Linked DNA regions of Homo sapiens: region 1 is linked to region 2. A link is an interaction called in ENCODE POLR2A ChIA-PET data of the cell type or tissue named here. Cell type or tissue: GM12878. All regions are shown on one strand. Each heading gives the region's core, and the rest is flanking DNA. Links, peaks and the distances in the headings are about the cores only. Region 1 has its middle 15 kb from the start of TVP23A. Region 2 overlaps TVP23A (trans-golgi network vesicle protein 23 homolog A).

Region 1 (5,370 bases), core at 262-5,261, 53 kb before region 2:
TAAGGGGGCTCTATAGGGCAGGGTCTCAGCTTCCCTCTCTTTCTTGGTTTCCCAATCTTTATTCATGGCTCCCACCTCATGATTCAACATGGCTGCTCCAGCTCCTACCATCACAACTGCATTCTATCAGAGGGAAAATATAATCCCAAAGTGGCACAACTTACTTTATTAGCTTTACTTTACATTACCATACTCCTTGCAGGGGAGGCCAAGAAGGGTGATCTTTAGCTGATAGGACCATGAGCCAGCCAAAAATCCTCATCTGATGTAAGAAGATATTAGGGTCAGCTGGTAGTTTTGCCCTACATAACAGAACAGATAAAAGTTTAATTTTATTCATGTGGTTGGATGAATACTCAGACCAAGGGGTGTGAGGAAAAGGCCCCCAAATCCCCAACAGAGTAATGGGCAAGAGGCTGGAGTGAGACAGAAGCCTGTTTGGAAAAGCTGTCAATGTTTTCTTTTGTTCAGTCAACAAACAGGCATTGAGCATCTCCACTGTGTCTGACACTATAGCAGACACTGGGTGTGTGCAGTGAGGAAAGTGGGTGAAAAAGCTAGGTCGTTCCCAGCTGACATGGTGATCAATTTCTTGCATGCCTTTAGTATCGTGCCTCTGTTTACTGAGCACCTAATATGTGCCAGGCCTGGGTAGGGGATAATGAAGCGGAAACAAATCCAGCCTGACCCCAAAAGACTCTCACAATGAATAGGCACTGCCCACAAGCCACATGGGAAAGCCCAGCTCCCTCTGTTAGAATCACACCTGCCTAGGTTGGGGTGGGGGTGAGGAAAGGAGGAAGGATGGCCTGATCTTCATCAGCATCAGTTGCCTGAGCCGTGGTTCCAATCTCACCCCATGCTGTCCGTCTGTGGCCCTTTCCCCTCCTCTGATGTTCAAGGTCTAGAGCAGGATTCATGGCCCTCTCCACAAGGCAGTGGGGATCTCAAGAGACTTGGACCTCTAGAAGTGGCCAGGGCAGCGGTGTGGCTGGCTGGTCTGTTATCCAGGTGGCATGGGGAACACGTAGAGTGACCCACTCATCCTGGTTTGCTTGGACTATCTCAGTTTTAGCACTGCAGAGCCTGCCTCCTGAGAATCCCCTTGGTCTGGGGAAACTAGGAGAGTTGGCCACCCTAGAACCTTGGATTCTGTCTGGGTCCTCCCCTACTCCCCAAATTCTAAACCAGTGGTTCTCCACCCTGGCTGCACATTGGCACCTCCTGGGCAGTTTTTTAAGAACGCTGCTGCCTGGGTCCCCCTGCCAGACGAATTCATTCAGAGTTCAGGGTTGAGGCTGGGTGTAGATCTTATAAAAACAAAAACAAAAACAAAAAAATCTCCCAGGGACCAGGGTGTGAGCCCCTCCTTGGGGATGGGGCTGAGTCAGGAGATGGTTGAAGGTAGATTTTTGTTTTCTAGCTCCAGTGAGAGCTGAGGAAGAGGGGAGAAGGAGCACTGGATTGGGGTTCATTGACTTATTCCATCACCCACTCATTCATTCATTCATTCATTCATTCATTCATCAATTATGTACAGGGGACCTGCTATCAGTCAGGAGCTGTCCTGGGGCTGGGGACATGGACTGGGGGAAGAGGGTGATCATGAACCTGTTTTCAAGAAGCTTACATTCGAGTTGGGGAAACACATAGTCAACAAGCAAGTCACCTGGATACTTCCAGATGAAGATGGGAAGGAACTTGATGGAGTGATGTGTTGGATGATTGGGGGTACATCAGCTCCTGAAAGTCAATGGTTGGGTGCAGCATCTGGGGGCTTCACCACTCCAGACCTTTGGCCTTGACTGTTGGGTCTTGAGGCTTCTAGAAGACAGAGACAGCCCCCAGGCAGAGTCCCAGGTGTTTGCCAGAGAGTGAGTGTCATAAGGTCCTAGTGTGGCACCAACCGTGGCTCCTCCAGAAAGTGACCTCTGAGCTGCCACCTGAAGGACATGGAAGAGCTGGCCGTGTGATGAGCATGCCAGGGCATGTGGAGGGCATGCCAGGCAAGGGTGATGGCGAGGGCATAGTCCCCAAAGCGTGTGGAGAGTGTTCCAGGTAAGGGAGATGGCAAGGGCATAGTCACCAAGGCGTGTGGAGGGTGTGCCAGGCAAGGGAGACGGCGAGGGCATAGTCCCCAAGTCAACTTTGGTGCATTCCAAGAGCAGCTACCAAGGACGGTGGGTGGTGTGGCCCGGGCTGGAGAGGAAGATAGAGTGGCAGGGGCTGAGAGTGGGGGAGAAGTCGCCAGGGCCAGGCCACGTGGCACTGAGATTCAACTGTGTAGGCAGGGAAGCCTCAAGAAAGTTTTGAGCAGGCGTCTACGGGATCCAGTTACTGCTGGGCAACAAGCTCACTTTGCATGTGGTCTGGAGGTGGGATTGTAGGGAAGGGCACAAGATGAAAGAGGAGAGATGGTCTCACCCCCCTGGGTGGCCTTGGCCAGTCCCTTTTCTTCTCTGAGATTCAGCCACTTATCTGGAAAATGAGGCCAAGAAGTCCCACCCCATATGCTTCAGAGGGGCATTTCAGCTGTGCACAGTGGCTCATGCCTATAGTCTCAGCATTTTGGGAGGCCAAGGTGGGAGGATCACTTGAGTCCAGGAGTTTGAGACCAGCCTGGGCAGCATAGCAAGACCCTGTTTCTAAAAAAAAAAAACAAAAAAAAAACTTTTTAATTAGCTGGGCTTGGTGGCATGCACCTGTGTTGTCCCAGCCACTCGGGAGGCTAAGGCAGGAGGATGGCATGAGCCCAGGAGGTCGAGGCTGCAGTGAGCTGTGATTGTGCCACTGCACTCCAGCCTGGATAACAGAGTGAGGCTCTGTCTCTAAAAAAATAAAAAATAAAAGAAGGGTGTTTGGTGACTCCCATGAGCGGAAGTCCCCTGGCTACAGTTGGATGAAAGTCTCCTGGCTGTGGCAGAACACAGGGAGGGGCCTTGACACCACCCTTTGGGTAGAAGTGGCCATGCCTGGACCCACCAAATGCAGACTGGGGCCTTTCTCAAGTTCTCTGCTTTGTGGTTGGGTTTTTCCAAGTGAACTGAGCTAAAATTATGAATGGTGAATGCAGCGTCTCGGAGGTATAAAGGCCAAGTGAGGCTGAGAAATGAAAATCCAGTCCTCGAGGTACCTTGGCCAAGAATCCAGGTGCCGCATTTCAAGACCTGTGTTTGAATATCCTGAGCTCACTCATGGGGAGGGCTATCTGATTTGGGGGTCCTGTTTCTCCCAGGGGCTCCTCAGTCCCTCTGTAAGTGAGTTGATGCTGATAGGTATGAGGGCTCTACCACCTCCACCTGCTGACACTCCCCAAGCGCCAGCTGGGTTGGGGTGCACATGGATGGGGGTGAGTGGGCATCATCCATTCTTTTTCCTAGCAGCTCTGGTCCCAGCTGGTGTGGACTGTATGTGGAGAAAGTAAGGCAGAGAGGCCAGTGACTCATTTAGGGCCACCCTACTGGTCAATTCCCACCAAGGTAGTGGATGACAGAGGTGGAGTAAAGACTCTTTCCTCTGTGTCACCATGATGGTGGTTGGCAGGAGCCCACAGTCCCTCGGATCCTGTCACCATCTTCATTCCCACCAGGTCCTGGTGAGCTTTCACTTCCAACAGCAGCCCCTGCACCTCTTAGCTAGAGACACTCCTCATGATGTTGGAACCTGCTTTGCCTGTGTGTTTTCCTAGAGCCAATGGGGCAAGGGCAAGATGGACAGGAGAGTATAAATACCCCAGCTCCCCCCTCCCACTGGAGACTCTGAGAACCCCCTGTGGGGTGAGCCACAGTTACCTTCTGTTAAGGGTTGACTATGTCCTTCATCTCAAAATTCCTATATTGAAGTCCTAACTTCCTGTACCTTAACATGTGACCCTACTTGGGGATAGAGTCATTGCAGACATCATTAGAAAGATGAGGTCACACTGGAGTAGGGTGGATCCCTAATCCAATATGACCGGTGTCCTTATAAAAAGGGGAAATTTGGACACAGACACGCATACAGAGAGAACATCATGTGAAGATTGGATTACGCAGCCACAGCCTAGAAAATACCAGAAACTAGGAGAGATGCTGGGGACAGATCCTTCCCTAGCGCCTGCAGAGGGAGCAGGGCTCTGTAGACACATTAATCTCAGACTTCCAGGCTCCAGAACTGGGAGACAATGAATTTCTGATTTTTAAGCCACTCAGTTTTTGGTACTTTTTGATACACCTTTGAGGGCCTTTGTCTGCTGTCACACCCCTGTGTGGCCTCCCTGCCTCTCAGCCCATCTCTCCGACCCTCCCCAGAGCCCTGCCTAATCCCTAAGGTGCTCATGCACCCTCATGCAGGGTATGGTCTGCTTCTGGGGAATCCCACCTGACAGCGGGTTTTTTTTTTTTGTCGTTGTTGTTTGTTTTTGAAACAGAGTCTCGCTTTGTCGCCCAAGCTGGAGGGCAATGGCACAATCTCAGCTCACTGCAACCTCTGCCTCCCAAGTTCAAGTGATTCTGCTGCCTCAGCCTCCTCAGTAGCTGGGATTACAGGCATGTGCCACCACAACCAGCTAATTTTTATATTTTTAGTAGAGACAGGGTTTTACCATGTTGGCCAGGCTGGTCTCAAACTCCTGACCTCAGATAATCTGTGTGTCTTGGCCTCCCAAAGTGCTGGGATTACAGGCATGAGCCACCATGCCCAGGTTACAACAGTAGGTTTTCAGGAGCAATGGCAAACTCGCCAGTGGCAGAGAATGAAGTGAGCACACTGGTGTCTGGGGGTGGTGAGCTCGACTCTGCAACCCCATCTAAGGGGGGATAGCACCGCTCAGCTCCCACCACAGGGAATTCAGGCTCCATGTCACCTGAGCTTCCTTAAGAAAAAACAGAAGTACAGACTTCAAAAAAAAAGTGACATCTGATTTTTCTTTTCTTTTCTTTCCTTTCTTTTTAAGAGACAGGGTCTCACTCTATCACCCAGGCTGGAGAGCAGTGATGTGATCACAGCTCACTGCAGGCTTGAACTCCAGGGCTCAAGCGATCCCACCACAGCCTCCCAAGTAGCAGGGACTGCAGGCACAGGCCACCATGCCCCGCCTGGTTAGTATTTTTATTTTTTATAAATAGATATGAGGTCTCGCTTTGTTGCCCAGGCTGGTCTTGAACTGGCTTCAAGAGATCCTCCTGCCTTGGCCTCCCAAAGTGCTGGAATTACTGGCGTGAGCTACTACACTTGGCCCCAATTTTCCAATACTGGCCATTAACTCCATGAACGCTGCCTATTTTTTTTTTTAACTATGCAGGTCCAACCCAAACATGTCTGGAGCCCAGAGTTGACCCTTGGGCAGGCACTTTGCAACCTTGGGTTAAAGGTTTGGCAGGGACTGTGCAC
Region 2 (5,370 bases), core at 47-5,046:
AGAACATCCCAGCATCCAGAAGTCTCCCTCATATCCCTTCCCAATCACTACCCCCTCACCCACTCCAAGAAAGAACACAACCCCTTGGGATTGTGCCAGTCAGGCAGCAACCACCCAACAGCTTTTGAAAGTAGATTTTTTTGGAGTGTGGGTTTGGGGAGCAGGTAGGGGCAGTTTGCTTCATTTTGGGTTGTTTTGAAGGGAGCCTAATGTCATCACCAAGTTGTTCTTGCTGGTCTGGAGCAGGGGTTGGCACACTCTCTGGGTATTTTGGGCTTGGTAGTCCAGCGAATGAGTGGGTGTGACTGTGTTCCAGTAAAACTTGATTTACAGGCTGGGCGCAGTGGCTCACACCTGTAATTGTAGCACTTTGAGAGGCTAAGATGGGAGGACAGCTTGAGCCCAGGAATTTGAGACCAGCCTGGGCAAAATAGTGAGATCCCATCTCTACAAAAAATTTTAAAAATTAGCCAGGTGTGGTGGTGTCTGCCTGTATTCACAGCTACTTGGAAGGCTGACATGGGAGGAGTGCTTGAGCCTGGGAGGTCGAGGCTGCAGTGAGCCTTGATCACACCACTGCACTCCAGCCTGGGAGACAGAGTGAGACCCTGTCTTAAAAACAAACAAAACAAACAAAAACGAAAACAAAACCAACAAAACTTCATGACACAGGTGAGCAGCAACTACCTGGGGCTGGTGGCACAGGTTTAAGAAGAATTTACCAAGACAGTTATAGGTAAAGACAGGCAAGTGTGGAAGTACATTTCAAAGGAGCAAGGGGCAGGCCAGCAAGAGAGGAGCTGACTGCCAGGAAACAAAGGCTTGCTGGGGATTTTCTGGGATAGTGCTTGTGCTGTGTGCTGAAGAGGGCTTTGGGAAGTACTGATAATGCCAAGGTTGCAGTGAGTTCACTTGTGATTTTTGTATCAGCTGAGGGTCTGATGACAGCTGAGTGTGGGAAGGTTGTGTTATTTGGCCAGGTACGGTAGCTCACACCTATAATCCTGGCACTTTGGGAGACTGAGGCAGGTGGATCACCTGAGGTCAGGAGTTCGAGACCAGCCCGGCCAACATGGTAAAACCCTGTCTCTACTGAAAATACAAAAATTAGCCAGGTGTGGTGGCAGGCACCTGCAATCCCAGCTACTCAGGAGGTTGAGGCAGGATAATTGCTTGAACCCGGGAGGCGGAGGCTGCAGTGAGCCGAGATCATATCACTGCACTCCAGCCTGGGCAACAGAGTGAGACTCTGTCTCAAAAAAAAAAAAAAAAAAAAAAAAAAAAAGATTGTGTTAGTTGTGAAGGAGGGCTGCGTGTTCTGGACCGTGAACAGAGGGAGATTTATAGCTTATCTGCCTTTTCTTTTTGTTTTCCCTCATTTCTGCCAACCTGACTCTCCCTAATTAAGACTCCACACTTCATTTACAAAAGCAGGCCATGGCCAGATTTGGCCCTTAGGTTGTAGTTTGCTGAACCCGGGTAGAGCTGTGCTTTTTCTTTGTGAAATTCATGTGTCCAGGTCCCACCTGAAATCTGAATCCTTGTATCCTGTGCACAACGTGAGACCTCCTCAGGTGGCTTTCACACACATTCCAGGTTGAGAATCTACTGTGCTTCCCTCCGGGGAGGAAGACAATGGGTGACAAGGGCCCAGAGCTGCATAAGTGGATCTAGAAAGAGAGGAAAGTTGAACAGAAGCCCCCATCAGGACTCTCCCTGCCTTGACAACACTTTACTTGAGTAATCCCTTTCCCCCTTTCATCACTGTGTCATTTTCTCACCTCTTCTTTTTTCTTTTTTTTTTTTTGAGATGGAGTCTCACTCTGTCACCCAGGCTGGAGTGCAGTGATGTGATCTTGGCTCACTGCAACCTCCACCTCCCAGGTTCAAGCGATCCTCCTGTCTCAGCCTCCTGAGCAGCTGGGACTACAGGCATCTGCCACCATCCCAGGCTAATTTTTGTATTTTTAGTAGAGATGGGGGTTCTTCATGTTGTCCAGGCTGGTCTTGAACTCCTGACCTCAAGTAATCTGCCCACCTCTGCCTCCCAAAGTGCTGGGATTATAGGCGTTAGCACCGAGTCTCCTCTTCTTGAAACAATGGGTTTCTATGTGGCTGGGGTTGGGGATGTTGGATACTGTGTGGAAATAGCACCTGTTCAAGTTGAACATGATGAAGGTTCATCTGGGGGAATGTGAGGGGCCCAGGAGTCTTGGGAGATCCCTGCAAAGACAAAAGGTAGTCCCCTCAGGAGTGAGAGAAAGTTGTGGTCAGAGGGGGAATTTCACAGTTTGGCTCTTGGTGGTGGAACCGTTGTTTCGAATGACACGGAGGACTGAGATGGTAATGGCTGTCACCTGTTTTTGAGCATGGTGTGTGTTTCAGGCACTTTTATGTACCACCCTCACCCGATGTTTTCAGTGTCTTAGGAAGTGGATCCTGTTGGCATTCCCATTTTGCAGAAGAGGAGATGGAGGGATCACAGAGTTAAGTAGCTTAGGGAAGACCACAGAGCTACTCAGAGATTAGAGCCAGGATTGGAATGCTGGTGGTCTAGCGCCCAAGCCCATGGGTGGCAGGCCAGTTCTCACTAACATAGGCCTCCATAACAGCTGTCTCAGCACTGAATGAGTGGTGAAGTTAAATATTAAAAGCTGAGAGAGCCAGTGCCCTTATACAAAGGCTGGAATGTGACAAAAGCCCACCTAGAGTTGTGCCCAGGTCTTTCCTGGTCCTTGAAGTATGACAAGATAACAAAGGACCCATTTAGGATGAAATAAGTTTATTGGGAGGTCCAAAGAAACTCCCCAGGCCTCCACAAACAAGTTTATTAGGGGTCTGAAGAGACTCCCCAAACCTCCATCATTTAGCAGGAGACAAGATAAGGGTAATCACCCCAGCACCTGGACCCATTTAGATTAAGTAAATTTACTGAGGCTCCAGAGGAAGGTCTTCAGGACTCAGATATTAGTTATAGATTAAAAGAAGTTAATCTTTATTTTATTTTATTCATTCATTCATTCATTCATTCATTCATTCATTCATTTTGAGATGGAGTCTCACTCTGTCGCCCAGGCTGGAGTCCAGTGGCACGATCTTGGCTCACTGCAAACTTTGCCTCCTGGGTTCAAGCAATTCCCCTGCCTCAGCCTCCCGAGTAGCTGGAATTATAGGCGTGCACCACCACACCCGCTAATTTTTGTATTTTTATTAGAGCCGGAGTTTTGCCATGTTGGCCAGGCTGGTCTCGAACTCCTGAGCTCAAGTGATCTGCCTGCCTCAGCTTCCCAAAGGGCTGGGGATTACAGGCGTGAGCCACCGCCCCCGGCCAATCACTTATTTTAGATGAATGCAAACTTATCCATGACATATAGCTCAGAAGGTATATAAGCTCTGGAAAACTTGGTAATTTTAAGTTGGCCTGGCGATATTTTCTAGGTCTTCTCCCTGTAACTGGCTACAGAAATAAAAACTTCCTCTCCCAGTTCATCTGCATCTCGTTTTTGGGCCACAAGAATATGCCGCCTGATTCTCAGTTGGTCCGGGAACACACGCAGCTGGTGCCATGCCCCTGTGCTGTTTGCCTCTCAAGGGGCAACCTCCCAGGTTGGTGCCTGGGAGGGCGGAGTTAGAGAGCAATGGCACTGGGAACTGGAGGTGATTGGTGGTGTGTGTGTGTGTGCTCCATGTTGCTGGGGAGCAGGAGGATGGAGGACCCGATGGCAGAGACGAGTGGACAGGACTTAAGCCATGACTCTCAAAACTCTGGAAAACTGGTCTGAGATCACACAGTATTAGCTAGAGGCACAGGCTGGGCAAACTCCAGATAGGGACTGAATGAGGACTTGGAGGATGCTGATGGAGCAACCTGCATAAAATAGGATTAAAGCAACATTTAAAAGGGCAACAGGCGTCCTCTTCTACTTGCTTTGGGCTTTGAACTCTGTTTGAGTAACACCACTTTCCATTGAGTTAATCAGGGCCCAGCTAAGTGGAAGCTATCAACAACTGGAAATTTTTCTGCATTTTATTTTAGGAGAGCCACAGCCAAAAAGAAAAAAGAAAGAAGCGGGTGGGCAAGGGATTTATTCGAATGCATTTACTTCCACATTTTACCATGGGTCAGCGCACACTTGGCTCACACTTTGACATTTTTTTGAGATCTGTATGTTTTGTTGTTTTGAGATGGAGTCTTGCTCCGTAGTGCAGTGGTGCAATCTCAGCTCACTGCAACCTCTGCCTCCCAGGTTCAAGCAATTCTCCTGCCTCAGCCTCCCAAGTAGCTGGGATTACAGGCGCCTGCCATCAGGCCTGGCTAATTTTTGTAGTTTTAGTAGAGATAGGGTTTCACCATGTTGGCCAGGCTGGTCTCGAACTCCTGACTTCAAGTGATCCAGCCGCCTCAGCCTCCCAAAGTGCTGGGATTATAGGCATGGGCCACCGCGCCCGACCCTCTATCTTTTTTTTTTTTTTTACATTTGTATTGTTCTACAAAGAGGACAGATGTTTCCAGTGATTCTAACTGACTCGATTACAAGGTTCAACATAACAAATATGTTTGCGGAGAATCTTAAATACTGGGTGCTTTTGGGGATATAAAAATGTGTTAAACATGGTCTGTGCCCTCAAAGAACTTTCAGTTATTGAAAGAGCATTTATTTATCTCCAGGGGCAAGGGACAAAATTTTATTCAGTTAGGAAATTCTCAATTAGGTTTACAGCAAAAAGAGACACCCAAGAGTCTTATCTTCTGGAACACTCCAGGAAGTTTTTAAGTTCTATGTGATCCTGTCTAATTCTTCGAGACAGCGATTTGCTCTGTTGCCCAAGCTGGAGTGCAGTGGCATCATCTCGACTCACTGCAACCTCCACCTCCCAGGTTCAAGCGATTCTCCTGCCTCAGCCTCCTGAGTAGCTGGGATTACAGGCACCTGCCACCACAACTGGCTAATTTTTGTATTTTTAGTAGAGACGGAGTTTTACCATGTTGGCCACGCTGGTCTTGAATTCCTGACTTCAACTGATCTGCCTGCCTCGGCCTCCCAAAGAGCTAGGATTACAGGTGTGAGCCACCACACCTGGTGATCCTGTCTAATTCTTCTTTTATTTTTATTTTTATTTTTTTTGAGACGGAGTCTCGCTCTGTCACCAGGCTGGAGTGCAGTAGTACGATCTCAACTCACTGCAACCTCCGCCTCCCAGATTCAAGCAATTCTCCTGCCTCAGCGTCCCGAGTAGCTGGGACTACAGGCGCCCACCACCACGCTCAGCTAATTTTTGTATTTTTAGTAGAGACGGGGTTTCACCATGTTGGCCAGGGATGGTCTCAGTCTCTTGACCTCGTGATCCACCTGCCTCAGCCTCCCAAAG

What was found. Peaks named below come from ENCODE experiments on the same cell type or tissue, not always from the same donor. Only the 100,000 strongest peaks of a DNase experiment are listed, where the experiment ranks them.
Region 1: POLR2A ChIA-PET joins it to region 2 with 6 read pairs; 4 of 35 experiments call an interaction of 5 or more read pairs at or near these places.

The regions. Positions count from the first base shown.
Region 1 is chr16:10,831,071-10,836,440 of GRCh38, reverse strand. No RefSeq gene overlaps it. Among named protein-coding and RNA genes, the nearest start is that of TVP23A, 15 kb to the right of the region's middle. RefSeq lists an enhancer at 2,111-2,240. In GM12878, for the core only: no CTCF peak of the experiment used is centred there; DNase peaks (open chromatin) are centred at 690, 3,070 and 4,359; H3K27ac peaks cover 2,077 bases.
Region 2 is chr16:10,777,766-10,783,135 of GRCh38, reverse strand. All of the region lies in intron 2 of TVP23A (trans-golgi network vesicle protein 23 homolog A), which reads left to right. Among named protein-coding and RNA genes, the nearest start is that of NUBP1, 37 kb to the right of the region's middle. In GM12878, for the core only: no CTCF peak of the experiment used is centred there; a DNase peak (open chromatin) is centred at 2,275; H3K27ac peaks cover 336 bases.